Regions from separate parts of the Homo sapiens genome. Here region 2 is linked to region 1. Evidence: chromatin contacts called from ENCODE Hi-C or POLR2A ChIA-PET data. All regions are on one chromosome and are shown on one strand. The core of a region is the stretch at or near the end of the contact, and the rest is flanking DNA. Distances in the headings are between cores, read along the strand shown.

Region 1 (2,700 bases), core at 67-2,566:
TCCTCGATTTGAGGAAATGGAAATATGGTGGTAGTCCAAATACAGCACAGCCCAATGGTTTGTTTAGAAACAGACAGTGAGCTCACAAATCCTGGGACTAGAAAAGCAGCAAAGGTTCCTTCAAGTATTTCAATGCTCACAGAAGTAGCTCAGTTCAGCAGGAGGGAAAATATTTTTGAAAGAGTTCATAAAGAAAAAATAATCAACTAAGTAATCCACAAACCAACTCTTAGGAAATCAAGGCCCAATGCTTAATTTCATATAAGGATGTACTGGGAGCAGCTAGACTAACAAATCCAACATAAACAAGTGACGTTTAAAAAAGGAAAAATCTTTACTTACTTTGACTTGCTCTTGGCAACTTTTTTGTAGACAGGAAGGGTTGGAAAAGAAAATAAAAATATAAATGTATTCTCTTTCTTATGCAAAGTTCATATAAATATCAGTAATAACCAAAAATATTTAACTTATGAAATATGCCATGAGGTGTCACTCAAGTAACTATTCCCTATCTATTAGGGATCCCCTTAGGATTTTATAGAAGGAAGGTTAAAAGATCCAATCAGACCAACACAATTCTAGATTTAATATTTTGCATAATTTCATGACTGTTGGACTGGCTACCTTTTAAATCTTTCTAAAGTAATACCTGCTCCATTTTTTCCCTCTTCTAAGGTGCAAGTATTCGCGCTGCAGCAAGCTTCTTGTTTGACAAGTTTAACCTTTGCAAATTACAACAACCATCACATGTGGTGAAAACCAGATACTAAATCTAACTGGGAAGTCAGCCAAGGGTAAAGAAGAGCACTGACTCGGGAGCCCGAGGACTTCTTTAACTGCCCTGCCGCATTACTCAGGCAATTCATTGCCCCTCTCGGGAGCGGTTTCCTTATTTTTAGAGTTCGAAATAGGTGGGCTGCAAATTCTGAGGTCCTTCGGACAAAGATTCTCCTAACACGGGCTGGAGAAAAACGCCCCACAGCCAGACTCAACGGTCCGTGAGGACGGCAATTGAATCCAGACACCGCAGACCCCTTCTCAGGCACCCACAGGTCCGCGCAGGGAGGCGCGCCGCGGGGCATGCCGGACGCTGTGGTCCTGAAGGCCTGGAAAAGTACGCAGCTGCAGCTTCCCGTCCTGTTCGCACATCCTTCCCCGCATCATTCCGGGGCCCTGCCTGTCACGGCCCCCTAACCCTCGCCGTAACCCCTACCGGCGTCTCCAGCCCCACTTACAGAAGACCGCGGAGAGGAACATGGTGACCACACCTGGGCAGTCTCCGTCACCGGCCAAAAGGCCCCCAACCAACAACAACTGCTTCCGGGGCACGGCCCGGTTCTGGAAGAGGACATCCGGCAGTCGCCCGAGGCCACGCCCCCCGCCTGGAACCTGCCTCCAGTCGTCTGGCTCGTTCCTCGGTTTCTCAGAGCGAGTGTGTTTTGCTTTTGTCGTGCTGGAGGTTGGAATCCTCATCATTCTGGAAAGGGATTTACAGCTCAGGGTTCGCGCCCCGGCCCTGACTCCTATTTCTGGGTCAAGTGCTTTCAGCGTTAGGTGCTTTCCATATTTGTTTCACGAAATAATCGCAACCACCTGCATTAGACCCACAAGAACAACTGTGTATTGTACTTCGGCCGCTCCAGCGTATCAGCCCCTCGCATATTTTCTTAAAATGTTGCCTCCCCCGACCCAACTCCCTCTCCGCCTGGTTAAGCCTTACTCTCACTCTTCTGAGTCCCTTCGGCATTAAGAACCCCACCTTTCCTTAGTTATCCCAATCTCTAGGAGGGCAGGACCCTTTGCATCTCAAACTTCTGTATCCAAACACCTAGCACAGTTCCTGACATAGAAGCCAAATAACAGATTGAGAGCATTCACATCACGTGCCTAATATCACAGAACTACCAGGTGGCAGAGTAAGAATTTAAACCTAGATTTTATCTGACTCCAAAGACTCATGCCTTTCCCAGTAGACATTGGGACCTACCAGTTTGCAATCATTAATTTTTCATGGCTCTGTAAGGAACCTGGGCTCCTCTAACACCAAGGACCTCGTCAGTAACCTCATTTCGCAACTAATAATCAGGACTTTTGGATTTTTTTCCTAATCCGTGATTTGTATCTACATATGAAGTCTTACAGATGTGAAATAAGATTTAATCGCATGGCTCACGCCTGTAATCCCAGCCCTTTGGGAGGCTGAGGCAGGCAGATCACTTGAGGTCACGAGTTTGAGACCAGCCTGGCCAACGTCGCGGAATCCCGCCTGTACTAAAAATACAAAAATTAGCTGAACCCGGGAGGCGGAGGTTGCAGTGAGCCGAGATAGCGCCACTGCACTCCAGCCTGGGCGACAAAGTGAGACTCCGTCTCAAAAAAAAAAAAAAAAAAAAGTAATAAAACTGTTTTAAAGAAAATTCAGCTCTCTGTGCCATCACAAAGAAGATGAGGAGGAAAAAAATCAGCTCTCCATACAATACAATTCAATTTTTTAAATTAAGACCGTCCTTCTCCTTAGTACCTATAATACTTTTTTTCCTTCTAATCATTCTTGATATTTATCTTCCCATAACCGGACTCCAGCTACTGAGTACCTTCCAGGTGCCGAAATCCTTCCTTACCTTGCATTGGCAAAAAAGAGCTTCAGATGTTCAAGAGGATAAGGTTTCTTATATTTCCTTTAGAGGATTTATAAGAAAA
Region 2 (2,700 bases), core at 169-2,668, 390 kb before region 1:
CCGGGCACAGCGGCTCATGCCTGTAATCACAGCATTATGGGAGGCTGAGGTGGGTGGATCACTTTGAGGCCAGGAGTTCAAGACCATCCTGGCCAACATGGTGAAACCCCATCTCTACTAAAGATACAAAAATTAACTGGGTGTGGTGGCACATGCCTGTAATCCCAGCTACTCAGGAGGCTGAGGCAGGAGAATCCCTTGAACCCAGGAAGCGGAGGTTGCAGTGACACAATATCATACCACTGCACTCCAGCCTGGGTGACAGAGCAAGGCTCTGTCTCAAAAAAAAAAAAAAAAAAAAAAAGCAAGGAAAAAAAAAAAAAGCTTCAGTGCCCCTTCCCCCACCATTTTCTCTAAGACATACTCCAGATTTTTAAACTTGGCATGCAAAATGACCTTAACAACTTGGCTACCCAACTTAGTTTTCCAGCTTCACCTCTTGCATCTGCTGTTTTTGCATTCAGATATCAAGCTCCCCGAACCAACCATACTTTATACCTCCTCACCTCTGTATGTGCTGTCCTCTCTCTGTAGAATCCTCTCACATGTCCAGTAATCTGTAAAGTTATTTTTGATGCCTGAGGCAGAGCCAATTACACCCTTCACATTCCTCAAAGAAACTTGAACACCCTACTATTATAGTATGTATCACCCTGAATTGCAATTAATTCTTTACGTCTTTCTCCCGCAGTACACTGGCAATTCCTTGAAGGCAAAGACGATGTCTGTTTTTGCTTATCACTGATTCCTCTGCACCCAGAACCGTACCTGGGACACAGTAGGAGCTAAACAAATATTTCTTGAATGAAGGAAATGAAAAAATAAGTGAAAACATGAACAAACCAATAAAAGGGGAAAGGGTTTCTCTTTTGATACCTAGTACAGTGGTATGGTACTCACCAAACTTAAGAATGTACTTAATAAATGATTGCTGAATAAAATCCTGACTGAAGCATACGGGAAAATCTGAAACCATGAAGGGATCTGGAGTTATTTACTTTAAGAAAAGTTATGGAAGCTGATTATCTTTGGGGTAAAAAGGAAATGGATTTTTAAAAGCCTATAAACTTCAGGGAAGAAGCGCCAAGATACATGTGACAAGGCAATCTGAGCTCCACTCAGATCCAAGAACAAAGGGTTCCTGGTTTAAGCTATGGAAGTATCTGTTCCAGAAAGCAGCTGGGCAGAATTTCCTCACACGAATAGCTCTTAATGTATGGGAAAAAGAAAAGAGCAAAACAAAACAAGCAAAGGCAGCAAAAGGGAATAATTAGTGTAAACAGTTTAGTTTTTTTTTTAATGCATTGGACAAACTCCAAGAAGGAAAAAAAAAATGTTGTGGGATAAACATCTGTTCACTCGGAACATGACAGAGCCCTTGACAGGCTCTGCGGCCTGTGTGTGTCCTTATGTGCCCGAGGTTTATATTTATGCTTCCACTGCTCAGACAGCCCACAGAGTGGCCCAGAAAGAGAGACCTATTCCAGGCCAGGACGCACTCCTCTAACTCCACGTGGGGGTGTAGGGGCAACTCTCATTCGGTTGTGTTTGACACAACAAAAAACACACTGAAGGGAAGAAGAGCAAATACCAATTGCACATGTGGAACTGCTCTACTCCACCTGCACTGGGTTCCATCAACACTGTATTTTATTGACTGCACGGAATGCACAGAAGTGACCAGACACCACACGTTTATGGGGATTAGCACTGTCTTTCCATCCCTATGATCCTTGGTATCAAGATGTTAAGTGCAACAAGTTGTAGGAGTCTGTTTTCTTGTGCCAGATGTGCCTTTTGCAATCAGTCACTGAGTCTAGGAGTTTCTAAGAAGAGAACTCCATGAGAAAATTCATCTTCAGTTTTCAGTACCACCTGATAGTTTCTAAGAGGTGCATAGCAGTGGGCCTAGAGATGAAGCCAGATGGAAATGATCTAGCAATGTGCAATGGGCAGTGCCCTGAGGAAAACACCCACAAGGGGTGGATGGCCTCAATTCTCATCTCCATGACGATAGATCACATTACCTTAGAGCCTTGGGCCACGTGAGTCCAATTCTGAGGCCTCTGACCCAGCTCCATCAGCCCAGCCGATCTTACACAAGTCTCACCCTTAGGAGTACATTGTGTTAAGATGGGGACAGATTGCCTCACCCTTACCTTTCTTTCTGGCTGGGTTCACAACTTCTCTTGCTCTATCATCCGATTTACTCCATTTTCTCTTCCTAAGGCCCATGGCTCTCAGTTTTTCATTATTCTTATGGCATTCATGTCTAACTCTGGCATTCTATTAGATATCTGGCAGGGGTGACTGCCTTTTGCTTTTCTCCTAGACCTTTGTCCCCAGCACCATGTGTACATTTTCTGTGACCTGCCTCAAGACAAGAAAAATGTTCTTTTTCTCCCCTTAGGCATAAAGCTCTCTGGGTCTCTAAAGTCTCCCTGATAGCCAGCTACTGACTTACTCCACATAACACAAGAGGTCACATTTAACAGAATTATTCTGAGAGTGGCCAGTTGGGGCTGTTAAGAAAACTAATTCTCAAGCTGATCCTGGCCCACCTGCTGACTTGGCTGGAAGAAGCGCTGGCACCCAGAGCTTCACACTCAGAAGAAGGTCATGGGGGAAGCAGGGTGGCTGCCGGCTGGGAGGCATCTGAGGAGAGTGAGGATTTCACTAGGCTGGCCACAAAAGATGACA

What was found. A loop is a pair of places that touch in the nucleus more often than their neighbours do. ChIA-PET counts read pairs that join two places held with the same protein, here RNA polymerase II (POLR2A).
Region 2: a map of sigmoid colon shows a loop between it and region 1 (2.0-fold over the local background). The contact joins the enhancer-like site here to the promoter of MRPL33 in region 1. A Hi-C loop is called at or near these places in 1 of 168 maps with a recorded cell type or tissue (sigmoid colon). POLR2A ChIA-PET finds 5 or more read pairs at or near these places in 2 of 52 experiments (MCF 10A and activated T-cell).

Annotation. Positions count from the first base shown.
Region 1 is chr2:27,770,335-27,773,034 of GRCh38, reverse strand. It overlaps MRPL33 (mitochondrial ribosomal protein L33), which reads right to left and starts at 1,316. Exons shown (of 4, transcript NM_004891.4): 1 at 1,236-1,316; 2 at 343-361. The coding sequence starts at 1,257. RefSeq lists enhancers at 1,135-1,264, 505-1,321, 1,555-1,674.
Region 2 is chr2:28,163,134-28,165,833 of GRCh38, reverse strand. The region is part of intron 7 of BABAM2 (BRISC and BRCA1 A complex member 2); the gene reads right to left. All of the region lies in intron 1 of LOC100505736 (a long non-coding RNA gene), which reads left to right. Among named protein-coding and RNA genes, the nearest start is that of BABAM2-AS2, 150 kb to the left of the region's middle. Within about 2 kb of position 1,418, at least 10 of the 41 ENCODE cell types and tissues checked have a DNase peak (open chromatin) inside an H3K27ac peak, as active enhancers do; they include sigmoid colon, where a contact is called at or near this core.